Regions from separate parts of the Mus musculus genome. Here region 1 is linked to region 2. The links are chromatin contacts, found by Hi-C or POLR2A ChIA-PET in ENCODE. All regions are on one chromosome and are shown on one strand. Each heading gives the region's core, a stretch centred on a gene start or an enhancer-like site at or near the end of the contact. The rest is flanking DNA. Distances are from core to core; before and after follow the strand shown. Region 1 has its middle 40 kb from the start of Epas1. Region 2 holds the start of Epas1 (endothelial PAS domain protein 1).

Evidence for each region. A loop is a pair of places that touch in the nucleus more often than their neighbours do. ChIA-PET counts read pairs that join two places held with the same protein, here RNA polymerase II (POLR2A).
Region 1: a loop to region 2 is called in a map of heart, with 2.3 times the contacts of the local background. The contact joins the enhancer-like site here to the promoter of Epas1 in region 2. A Hi-C loop is called at or near these places in 4 of 37 maps with a recorded cell type or tissue (all heart). POLR2A ChIA-PET finds 5 or more read pairs at or near these places in 3 of 5 experiments (all embryonic stem cell).

Annotation. Positions count from the first base shown.
Region 1 is chr17:86,710,544-86,716,929 of GRCm38, forward strand. No RefSeq gene overlaps it. Among named protein-coding and RNA genes, the nearest start is that of Epas1, 40 kb to the right of the region's middle. Within about 2 kb of position 3,233, at least 1 of the 3 ENCODE cell types and tissues checked has a DNase peak (open chromatin) inside an H3K27ac peak, as active enhancers do; it is heart, where a contact is called at or near this core.
Region 2 is chr17:86,749,308-86,755,970 of GRCm38, forward strand. Epas1 (endothelial PAS domain protein 1) reads left to right here and starts at 4,557. Exons shown (of 16, transcript NM_010137.3): 1 at 4,557-5,001. The coding sequence starts at 4,976.

The sequences.
Region 1 (6,386 bases), core at 1,983-4,482, 40 kb before region 2:
ACGTCAGTGCCTGTGAGGTTGTTTCCTGTTCTTCGTGTCTCTGTGTCCTTTAAAAAAAAACCAACCAAACAAACAAACCTTGTTCTGGAGTAAACCCAAATAACTCCTCTTTGGTTTGCAAACAGAAGGCACCAATCTCACACAGAGACTTCCACCCTTGGGCCCAAGTCTAAAATTTTTTGCCTACTTGCTTTCCTGACCAATTTCAACTTCTCCCAGGTTTCAGAGAATCAAAAACAACACATGAAAATGTTGTCTCCAAATCTTTGATGCTATAAATAACCTCGACGCTCACTTCCTCACGCCTGTTCCTGGCTGTGGCCTCTCCTTTCGAACACGTGTAAAGCGCAATTTTTTAATACTAGATTAGTTCTCAGAATAAATTAAAAAAATTCTTACTGTTAATTGTGTCTGAATATTTTTATTAGGAGAACTCTTTAAATTACACTTGACCCAGGCTATGAGATGGTTCAGTGGAGAAAGTGTACGTGCCACCAAGCCTAAGTACTTGAATTCAATCCCCAGGACTCAGAGAATTGACACCTGCTAGCTGTCTTCTGATTTCCACACACAACATGGCACAGACACCTCCCCCTCCACACACACACACAGGTAATCAGGTTTTTGTTATTGTTTTGGTTTTAGGTTTTAGAGACAGGGTTTCTCTGGGTATCCCTGGCCGTCCTAGAACTTCTATATCTTTGTAGTCCAGGCTGGTCTTGAACTCAGGGATCTACTTGCCTCTGGAATGCTGGGATTACAGCCATGTGCCACCACTGCCTGTCTTAGATAATCAGTTAAATCAGTCTTAAAACAGCAGAGAGGTGGTTGTAAGGCATAAATCCAGTTCCTCTCAGCCCTGGCTGGAATCTTGGGAGTGGCATACGAACATGTGAAGAAAGTATCTGGTTGAGGATTAAGCGTGCAACTAATTTGGAAGAGTTCTTGCCTAGTGTGTAGAAAGTCCTGAGTTTAATCTTCAGCATGGAATAAACCGGGTGTGGTATACCCCTGTAATCTCAGCCCTTGGGAGGTAGAAACAGGAGGCTCAGAAGTTCAGCATCCTTGGTTACATAGCAAGTTTGGGCCAGCCTGGGCCACATAAAACATGGTCTCAGAAATATTTTATCTGGTTCAACCCAAGGCCAATGATAACCAAATCTCTAAGGGTGGTGTTGGGCATCAATCTATTTTGTTAAAGTTTCCCAGCTCTTTCCAGTAGTGTTCAGAGAGTCTGTGTCCCTAAAATCCCTAAAATGATCCTTGCTAACTTTGGGTACTATTAAAAGTCATTTCCCCCAAGAGTCAGAATCCAAGAGTCCAAGGAATGATTGTCATTCTTGGGAGTGTGACTGCCTCTCACCTTATCAGTTCATTGTCTGCAAAGATACACACTAAGCTCTCTGAAGTATAAATTACTGATAACCCTTACAATGAGACACCCTAGTACTGAGCAGGAGGGACCTAGGGGCCTTCTGCATCCGTGTGTCCCTCCCCCGCACCCCACATCCCATGATAGCCAGCTGTTTCCTTTAACGCTGGTCAGATTCCTACAAGGTCCTCTCATAAAGACAGAGAGATACAGGGCCACAACAAGACCTGGGCTTCCGAGCAGGGCAGAGTGTCCCTTTAATTTGCTGCTGGGATTGGGCAGCATATGAGAGGAGGACCTTTGAAACATTTATCTGCTTGTTATTTATCTGGGCAGGGTGAGGAGAGGGGAGAGGCAGGAGAAGAGGTCCTGGGAAGGATGCCCAGAGCCAGAGGCAGTACAGGGAAATCCAGGCGAAGTTTGTTTGAGTAACTTTTACTGTACTCATTTTTATGATAAAAGCAGCAAGTGTTTGCTAGAGAAAAAAAACTTGAACTATACAAGAAAAGTGTAAAAAACAGAAAACAAACTGTGCTTTCACTAGCTGATATGGGCCTCCACGTCCCAATGTCAGTCTCCCGGTGTGCACACACACGTGCCCGCTATGAGTGTGCACCATGCTACACATCCTCTGCCTTTTCCACAAATAGTGTACAATAAACACACTCCATGGCACTTGAAGTTGGTTGGTTTGTGTGTTTGGTTTTGGTTTTATTTTGAGAGACAGCCTCTCTGTAGCCCGGGATGCTTGGCAACTCTATCTTCCAGGCTGGCCATGAACTCACAGAGATGTGCCTGCTTCTGGCCCTTCGGTGCTAGAATTATTTATATTTGTTATTTTTAAGTGTGTGTGGGCACATATCTGAGCACACTCACAAGCTCTCGAACACAAGAGTGGAGTGCCCACAGAACCTAGAAGAGGGGGTTAGATTTCCCTGGAGTGGTTGTAATACATGTGCCGCGGTCCTGGGAACGGAGCTGAGCTCCTCTGCAAGAGCAATGTGTGCTCAGAATCACAACTCCATGTTTCCCGACCCATCATAGATCTTCTAAGGCATGCGTTGCACCAGTTCCACAACAGTCTCTCATCTGTTAGCTCAGAATTTAGCTAATTCATTTTCTATCATTGGATATTTAGGGTGTTTCCAAGATTCCAGTTTTAGATGAAAGATAATAAGGCTGACATTTGTCCACAAATCTCATATTTGTAAATAAAATTTAGTTCATCCATAAAGTTGGCATAGCGCGAAGAAAGGTGGTCTTGGTTTTGTTTGTCTGCTTGCTTTTGAGGCTTTTAAGCATTAATGCAAAATTCATACAATGTAAAACTCATCATGTTACAATGTGTTCTTTGTGACATTTAGTGCAGTCACTGGGTTAAGACAATGATCACAGCCATTGAATTCTCGAAGGAACTCTACTCACAAAGCTGCAGGCCCCATCCCATCCTCCCCTCGAGCTGGGAATACTTTTCCTTTCTGAAATACATTCCTTGGAGAAACACCGGAAAATTTTATTTTGACTCCTTGATTTAGAGCTCTCTCCCTCTCTTTCTCTCTCTCTCTCTCTCTCTCTCTCTCTCTCTCTCTCTCTCTCTCTCTCTCTCTGTGTGTGTGTGTGTGTGTGTGTGTGTGTGTGTGTGTGTGTGTGTGTGTATTTGGATGGCAGGGTTTCTCTGTGTAGCCCTGGTTGTCCTGGAACTCATTTCAGAGATTTCTTGCTCTGACTCATTTCAGAGATTTCTTGCTCTGGGCCTGAGGAGAGAGAGGCAGAGTGTGTGGTAGAGCAGAACTCACCTCCTAGTGCTAGGAAAGCAGAGGAGAGTCCACAGCAAAGTCAAATTCCCAAGGACACGCCCACGGGATGGACACGCCCAGGGGACGTGCTACCCTCGACCAGGGCTCACTTCTGAGGCTTTCCATTCCATCCTAGGAATGCCACCCGATTACAGACGGAGAATGCATCGAGGGAGGAACCCACTGACAAGGTCACAGCCCTCAGGGTCTGATTACTTCCTGGAAACCATTTGGGGAGACACCCAAAGCAAAGCAGACCTTCTCTCAGCTCTTTAAATATTGGCTCAAAAACATTTACCACTCTAATACATGAGGGCTACATTTCCATGGCCAACACACAATTTATTTTTATTTTTCACAACTTTATTGTGGTCAGAAATTTCAAACCTAAGAAGGTTGGAAAAGGGGCTGGAGAGATGGCTCAGCAGTTAAGAGCACCGACTGCTCTTACAGAGGTCCTGAGTTCAATTCCCATGGTGGCTCACGACCATCTGTAATAGGATCCAATGCTTTCTTCTGGTGTGTCTGAAGACAGTGACAGTGTACTCATATAAATAAAAATAAATAAATAATATTAAAAAGAGAAGGCTGAAAAAAAAGAATCAGGTGAATGCCCTTACCCTCTTTACTTCACCCTCCTTCAGTGGTGGAACTTACAAATCTCTTATATAATTTTTCGCATATACATCTTCTCTTCTCCTTCTGTGTATTCATACTTTTTTTTGGTTAAATGGGTTGAAAATATCAAGACACCATGATCTTCCACTCACTTCTCAGAACAATTATATATCTTCCCAGGACTGTAATACTCTAACCAAGCTTGCAAATCTAGATGTGATATTCAATATTTATGTGTTCGAAAAATGCATGTCAATATGACAGATAAGTTAGATGTAACCATATCAAACTCAATCTCTCTCCCTCTCCCCCTCCCTTCCCCCCCCCCCCCCGGCTTGAAGTGTACCACCCTCGAGACTCACATCCTGACACACATCACCTGCACTCGTAGGCATGTGGTTGTGGGAATGTTCATAAACCTCTTCAGCATAAGATTCTTCCTGTGCAAACCTGAGCTTTTGATAATTTAAATTACAAAATGTAAACACTGCCTCTACAGCATGGGAAAATGTACAGCAAATCTAAGGTATTCGATTATTTACAATGGTTCAGCTAAAATGGACATTAGGAGACAACTTTAGATCGGTCCACTGTACAGATGAGAAAACTGAGGTCCAGCATGAGAAGTGGGGTCCTCCCACTGTAGCTGTATTTGAGCTCCTGTATTATTTTGCACGCCCATTGGAAGTGTACTAATATAATCCAAGGTGTCCAGCCTGTACACTTGCAATCCGGTGCACTCAGGTTAATGCCTAATTAGTGTGTCTGCATGTTTTGGATGGACAATTCTCTATTTCTCTGGCAAAGGCAGTCTTTACTTCCAGTGGACATAGATCCTAGTGCGCCCCCTCCCCCCGCAGAGACCAGCAGCAGGCACAGGCACCTGGCCTTGGGGACCAAGGCACCTGCTTGTTCTTACATTATTGTCACTTTTTGTATTCTCAAAACACCTTTGAGGGTGCCAAATAAACAAGAGGTGACAGCAGCAAACATCACTTCATAGCTGACTTCTTACTTTCAAAGGGAACTGGGTTGACTGTAGAGCTTGCCAGTGGGAACCCCCTTGACTTGGCCTCACCCACCAGCGAGTAAATGGATCGCACTGGTCTCCTGCAGTATTAATCTGAAGGACACCACATCATCACTGCAGAGTTTGTGCCAAAAATATCTGAAGAAGAATGCAGACTCCATCTTCTAAAACATTCTAAAAGGCAAAGAAGGTTGGTGACTTATGACCAGGCTGGCGTTGAACTCAAAGATCCACCAGCTTCTGCCTCTCGAGTGCTGGGATTGAAGGCATGCGCACCACCTAGCACGGTGTTGATAGTTTCAAACCATTTAACCAAAAAGGTAGTATGGGTGTTCGGGAATGTGGGGAGGGTGTGTGTGTATGTGTGTGTGTATGTGTATGTGTGTATGTGTGTGTGTATGTGTGTGTATGTGTGTGTATGTGTGTATGTGTGTGTATGTGTGTGTGTGTGTGTGTGTGTGTGTTTGTGTGTGTGTGTGTGTGTGTGTGTGTGTGAACTGCCAGTTACAGACGGCTGTAGTGTAGGAGGCAGGGATGGTCACTCTACTATTTTTCCAACTTTCCTAGGTTTGAAATGTTTGAGCATAGTGAAACCGTGAAAAGTAAAAGCAAGCTTCCCGTTGCCATGGAGATAGAGCACCTACATTTTGTAGTGTTTATTTTTTTTTTTTGACTTGGTATTTAAATGTTGGAAAACTTACACTTAGACACATAATTCTCAAGTTTATGAAGACAACTACCAGACCAGGCCACACAACACCCCACACTTTTGGACAGGGTGGCCTCTGGGGCTGCTGTGTCAATTCTGTCTACTTTAAAGAATCCCTATACTTCCCTGCATGTCCCCAGGGTGCCTGTCCCCAGGGTGCCTGTCCCCAGGGTGCCTGCCTAGGTCCTCTAACCCTGAGTGTGAGACCAACTAACCAGGAAAGCCTTGCCCCAGAGGATTGTTGTTGTTTTTTTCTCTCTCACTTCAAACTCCATATGGGGAATCGAAGGTTCTAGATCAGAACCCCTCAGAAACAAACAGAGTAGGCTGGGTTATCTGTTCAGCCAACCAACCAGCATGTCTGAAAGATATGAGCACATTACTCCGTCCATAAGGACTGGACTGCCCCTCATCTTAGCCCTGCCTTGACCAGGCAGGATGCAGACTGTACGTACAGACACCTTTATGCTTTTTCCAGAGAAAGGTGTTTCCTAGGTCACATGTCATTCACAATAGACATCCACATCATGTTGTAGGAATCCTGACCACATCATTGTGTGGCCAACCATAATAACTATAAATAAATAGATACATGATATTTGCCTCAGAAGCCTATAAAATACTTGTGGCTAAGTCATGGTACTCATCACCTTGGCCAATCAATTACAAGTATGTCTTCAGACCACGGCAAAAGGAACATCTCCCATCCTTGCAGAAAGTTGTGACACTTAATTGGCCAAAATGAGTCTAGTTTGGAGACACATACACACCTCACGTGACATCATTGTAAATAGGATAATGTCTTTGTCTCGGGTAGAGAAACAAAACCGCAGTTCTGGTCCTGGCTTTAACTGTGACTCA
Region 2 (6,663 bases), core at 3,307-5,806:
CATTATCACTTAAAAGCAGTCTGCTGGTTTCAAGGTTTTACCAGGTAAGCAAATGTGCACTCATAATCTAAGACAGGTACTGTTGTGCAAATGGGCTGGGTCCTCCAGGAGGGAGGGGACTTGACTGACGCATTATGTTTTCCCTGGAGTAGCACAACAAGTGGCTGTGGATCAATGACTCCTTCATTGGCTAAATGACACAGGGAGAAACCCAGCCTCTCCTTGCTACAACCTTATACCTAGATCTGGCAACAGAAGCCAGCAGCCTCTGAGTCACTGGCAATCCAGATGTGAAGGAGGAGGAGGAGGATTGGTTGTAACCAAATGGCTCTATCAGGAGTCAGACAATCCAATAGAAAAAAAAATTGTTTGAACCTTTTCTCAAAATCACAGACCCTCTTTAGAAAGATAACAAATCTTGAGTATATAAGCCAAAAGTCATAATGTTTAATGGCATCTATATAGCATGTGTTTATGAAATGACCTCAGGATGTTGGCCAGGAGCCACACACTGGAGTATGATTTTCTGGTACCAGAATTCAGGGTGAGAGAGTGAAGTTACAAGACAGGTTTTGTAAAGTTACAGAATGGGTTGGCTTCCGTTTGGAAGTGGTGTGTGTGTGTGTGTGTGTGTGTGTGTGTGTGTGTGTGTGTATGCCTTTTCTTGTTATTGTGACAAGATAAAGCAACTTAAGACAGGATGGGTTTACTTGGACATAGTTTGAGGGCACAAGCCACCTGCTGTGGGTAGTGTAATGGCGTGAATGGCTGTTGATACGCTGGGAGAACCAAGTAGCAGGTTGTTACATTGTGTTCATCTGCAGTGCGGTAGCAGAGAGATGAACACAGGTGTTTAGCTCACGTCCTCCTTTTCATTCAATCTGGGATCACTGTGTCTGGAAACCCCCTCAGAGTCAAGCCCAGAGCTGCGTTTCCAAAGTGATACTAAATCCAATCAAGTTGATAATGCAGATTAACTCTAGGGGGTGGGGGGGGGGGAGACTCAGAAAGGAGGAGCAATGGCTTTTCTCAAATAGCCTTTCCTCTCCGCTACCTCTCGTGTTCCTGACAGTCCCACACCAAATAACTGGTCGATGGAGACCAGAGTGGTGTTACATGAGACAGAATATCCCTAGAACAGTGGCAAGTACATGTTTTTAATGATTTAGAGTGTCTCCTTCAATTTCTGAGTTCTAAGGGCCCTCTCTTGCCTCTTCTTGATCCCATTGTGACAAAGAACTGAAGGCTTACCAAACACTAAACCAACAGCCCAGCCTTCCATGCTTACTCTGCTGAGCCCTACTCACTCTAGTCTGATTACAAACCATATCGGGGGCCATGCCTGTCACTCTGATGGGGACTACTGAGTCACCCTTCTCCCACCTTTCTGCTGCATCCCAAGTGCCAGCTTTCTGTAGCTCTGGAGGTTAACCCATTACCAATAGCACATCCTTCTAATGGGATACACTACAAAGATGGGAGGGGCACTAAAGTCTCGGGCTCACCTCCCCCTCCTCCTCCCCTTTTTTGAGACTAGGTATCACTGTGTAGCTCTGGCTGTTCTGAACCCCCCTCTGTAGACCAGGCTGGCCTAGAACTCACAGAGATCTGCCTGTCTCTGCCTCTCAGGTTCTGGGATTAAAGGTGTGGGCCAGCAGTGCCTGGCCAGTCTCATCTCTTAGTAAAATAGCTAGGCAAACATTCCTTTGATGTCACAGTCTTTGCAGTACCTCAGAGGGCTGAGACACGCGGGTGAGGAGACTTTCTAGGAGATGTGTGATCTGTGTACCCCCTTCCCCCGCTTTAAGCAGCATGAGAGTTTGACTTTAAGATGCCTTCTGCTGCTATGTGAGCCTAACACAGATGCTTCCAGAGACACTCATGTAAAGCTAAGGTCTTAGCCCCTCCCAAACCGTACCATCTTTATTCGGAGCTGCCCCCCTTTAGTTTTCCATGGAGGCCAAGACCTCAAAGAAGTCTATGTCTGGCTTACATGCTCAGCTCCTTACAAAGACTGCTGACACCATGTCTTCTCTGGAAGACATCTTAAGAGGTCTTTAGGCCACCTGGCTCTGCTCTATGCAAGTCTGTGTCTAGTCCTGGGAATCTTCGAGGCGCACTTAATTTGTAGGTTAGGAAGAGGGGATGCAACTAACATAGGGAAAGTTGAAGTATTCTTGAGTGACCTCTTACACCTCTCCCCTCCATCTCCCCCAAAGTGGGTTTCCCTGTATAACCCTGGCTGACTAGGAACTTTTTTTTTTTTTTTTTTTTTTTTTTTGTAACCCAGGCTGGCCCGTGTTGGGGGATGGTCTTGCGCTGTGTATTCTGATGCTGATTTCCACGCCAGGACAACTGGTTGCAGTCGGGACTTGGCGTGGTCAAGCATCTCCGGTCTTGATGTTATGCAAAAATTGTTTTCCCTCAGGACTGGAACTCTGCGGTCTGCCTGCCTCTGCCTCTTGAATGCTGGGATTAAGGGTGTGAGCCAGTATGTCCGACCAGAACCCCTACTTTAGAAGTAACTGTGAATTAGGGATTGAATCCAGGGCCCTTATCTTTCCTCTTAAAAATCAAAAACTTCTCAAACGAATTTCATAACCTCAAGGCTATTGAAATGTTCCCTGCGGGTTACAGGTATCGCCCAGTCACCTGTCAAGTACAGCTCAAATCCAGCAGAAGCTCTGGTGAAAAACAATGTCTGGGGCCTTGAAGCTGTCGAAGTGCTTAAGGTTTTTTATTGTCTGGTCTTTCCCTCCCTCCCTCCCTCCCTCCCTCCCTCCCTCCCTCCCTCCATTCCAATCTCAAGAGAATATATAAAATAAAGCAAACAAAATATGTTTATATTTTATTACTACTGTGTCTACCAATTTGAATTTCTTATTATTAAGACCCAGGGTGTCTGGATGTAGAAATGTCATAGGAAATCATCCACCAGCCTCCAAGAGTGAAAAGGGTCTGGTCTTTGAAATCACCCTCAGGTGTGTCAACTGATTTCCAAGTGCTCAAGCACTCATTCTTTCAGATACCTCCCCAAGACTTTCAAAAAGTATCCACCTTCTTCATGCTTAAACAAACTTAAAAATCGCCCCCACCCCAAGACACAGTCACACACACAGTCTCTGGTTATAATTTTACTAGGAAACTTGTGTTTAAGAATAGTTCGGGAAGCACAAACTTTAGATACCAGGGCAGCCCAATTTGAGGGACCGTGCTTTCTCCGCAATTCACAACTATGGAGCCCGTTGGCTCTTTCCCTAGCCTTCAAAAATCCATGGCTGCCCTTCTTCCTTCTGGAGATTTTCCTGCAGAAGTAGGAAATGGGAAAGTGTCTAAGATCAAAGCAGGAGTGGGCATCTCACAGGTGGAAAGGCCAAAGAACCCTCTGACTGCCTAGGGAAGAGGAGACTTCATAACACCACGTCCTGCAGTTGGCTGTATCCTTCGAACCCCGGAAGAGCACATCCAGTGATTTGGGAACACGCTATCAACACATCCCAACATCACACTCAGGAACTCTCTGGGGAGCCCACGGTGATACTGGGGTATTGAGAGCGGGCAGAGGCCTGAGGGAGCTCCAAGGCTCTCCTCTCAGGCATACACTTAAACCTAACAGTCTACCACGAGCACCTCAAAACCCACAAACCGGTTGAGGAAGACACAGGCAGGAGCAACCCTAGATCATTTTTGTCCCAGTTTCTCCCACAACTTTCTGCCACTCGGGACTCAGAAGTCAAGGTCAGTTTGGCCAAAGAGAGCGCACCTCCAAGGCAGACAAGAACAAGAGCCGACAGGGTCCTGGGGATCATTACCGCCGGCCGAAGGGAGCCAAGTGGATGGTTTAGGGGACTATAGCAGCACCCGGAAGCGGGGGGGGGGGGGGTTGGCTGGGCGCTCGCTGCACGCCCTAGCTGCGCTCGCGATCTCCGACCCAGCGCTCCTGCCCTAGCCTAGCTCTTAGGGGAAAAGTGAGGCTGAAAGGACACTGGCGCAAAGGCATACTCCGAACTTGGGTAGCAGATCCCCGCCATTACTCAGTCCTGCGCTAACTGCGCTTCCATTTGGAGTCCCATATAGTTACTCGCCACCAGCGACCTCAAAAACAAGTCGCAGTTCTGCGGAAGGAGGAGGAAGGGCAGGCGGGCGCCCGAGGAGCGCAGCTCCAGAGAAAGGGGAGGGACGGGGTCAGGGCAGAGGCTGTGGCCGCGCCTCCCTATTGGCCGGGACACGGTGGGAAGTCGGGGCAGGCAGCCAGCGTGCGGGGCGGGGCTTCTCTGGAGCCCCGCCCCCGGCCCGCCCCCAGCCCGATGTCCCACTCCCGCGCCCCTCGCGCCCTCCCGCGGGCGGGCCGTCCGAGTTTTTAAAGTGGGCTGACAGCCGAGGAGGCCGGACATTCGAGAGCGGCCGGTGTACAGCTCCGGAGTCCGCAGCGCTCCGCTCCAGCTCTCCTGAGGCGGCCGTACAATCCTCGGCAGTGTCCTGAGACTGTATGGTCATCTCAGCGGCCGCACTCGCTTGCCCCCGGATTTTTTTCCAACTTGCTCTCTTCGAGCCATTTTTTTTTCTTTTTTTCTTTTTCTTTTTTTCTTTTTCTTTTTTGGTTGGTTGGTTTTGATTTGTCAGATCCCAGAAAAGTGACTCCTGTTCGGGGCTAAACGGAACTCCAGGTCCCTTGTCGCTGCTCTCTCTCTCTTTTGGCGTCTTACAACCTCCTCCCACTCCTTTCCCCGGCCCCGCCTCCTCCTGCAGGTTCCTCCCCGTCACCCCCCTCCTCCCTCCTCCTCCTCCGCACCTAGCCAGCCCTCTGCAAACTTCCACCTGATTGAGCGGGACTCTCGGACCTGCGAGCACTAAAGACCTTTCACACCTGCCCGGGCGACAGAGAGCTGCGGAGGGCCACAGCAAAGAGAGCGGCTGCAGCCCCTACGGGGTTAAGGAACCCAGGTGCTCCGGGTCTCGGAGGGCCACGGCGACAATGACAGCTGACAAGGAGAAAAAAAGGTAAGCGGGAGTCAAAGCTGGCGACCGACTTGGTCCCAGGCATTGGCGGAACTGCGCGTGGCGGGCGCGACCCGGGGCAGTCGGGAGAGGGGTGCGAGAGTTCTCGGAGGCTGGAGGACCGCTGTTGAGGGGCTTTGAGTAAGCGAGTCGGTGATGCCTTTAGGGACAAGGAGCTGCGGTGTCGCAGTAGAGTTGCAAAGCGGATAGTTCCGAGACCTTGAGACACGGAGAGATGGCCCTGGAGGTCAGGGGTGCTTCCGCGGCGCCTTCCAAAGTCTGTCGTCCCTGGAGCACCAAGCTTCCCTAGCGAGTGTTTTGAAATGTTTCTGGGCTGATGCCCTCGACTCTTAGGGTTTCCATGCTGGAGCAGTAGACACGCCTTTCTTTTCCTAAGACCCTCTAGGTCTTTCCGAGAGCGTTCCTATGCGGGCTTTGCGCCCCAAACTAGCATGGAACAGAGGGCAAAGCGCAACTCTGGGGTGCGCCCTGACCGAGAAGCCGGAACACTGTCAAGGGTCCTGCTCCAGACGGCACCCAAGTTTGTTCAACCCCCTTAACCTTACCCTACACCTAGACTCCGGCAGAGAGTGGGGAGTGAGTGACCTGGATTGCCCTGCGGGGGCAGGTGCTCTAGTGTGCAGAGAGAAGACCGTGACACCCGGCGGCTCCGAGTGTCTGATTCTTAAGACGAAGGGCAGCCACGAAGGTTTGTCCTCGCGAACCTTTCGGCACTGGGTGAGAGGCAACTCGGGGCAACTCGCGCTGCCCTCGAGCCTCCTTCAATCCGCCCCGCATCTGGTGACTTGACACCCAGCTCTAGGAGCTGAGGTGGGAACACACTGTGACCCCGCCGCAGACCTGGGTACATTCTCGTCGCCTGCAAAAGTTTATAGCTGGCCGCCTGGCACTTTGCTCCTGTTTCGATCGGTGCGTGCCGTGGGTTAGAGCTTCCAGCACTGCGCTCCGTGGCGACTTAGCTGGGGTGTCCGGAATGGTACGCGTGACCGCAGAATGGCGCGAGCTGCCAGAGATCCGTGGCCAGACTGGAAAAGACTGGCGGTGAGGACCCAGCCCCGAGCAAACGGGCTTTTTGTTTGGGCTTCCACTTAGGGACATGAGCCAGGAACTGTGTATCCTCTGGTCGAAAGCTGCAGCTCCCACCTCAGGGCACCGATAAGGAGTTGATAAACTCCAGCGAATCGCACCCGTCCTGGCCCGGCGCCCGCGCCCTGCGCTGGCGGATCTCTAGAGGGGGAAGGTATTGAGTCCGGTTCTAGATTCCCCATTATCGCCCACCAAACAACTCTGAGGTTCTGTGTACTTTGAGGGTAGAGAAGGAGAAGCAAGAGAGAGAGAGAGAAAAAAAAAGACTAAGATTCTAGCTCAAACTGTAAAACCAGCCAGAGGGTAATCACAAACCATCAAAACCGCGAAGTTGGACAGCAGAGTAGCCAGGAGCACTTATTGAACACTTTATTACTGCCTTGTCTATGGGTGACTGTCGCGTTTGTCCGAGATGAGACCTGACAGTAATCAGTGTCAAGTGTCATCTTGCTCTTAGGTCTATCAATCCTTGGGAGAGTCAGGGATCAGTGGGGAAAGCTATTTCCATACCCAGCTTGCAGAGACTCTTTGCCGAGGGCTGGCAGGGAGTATAGTCAG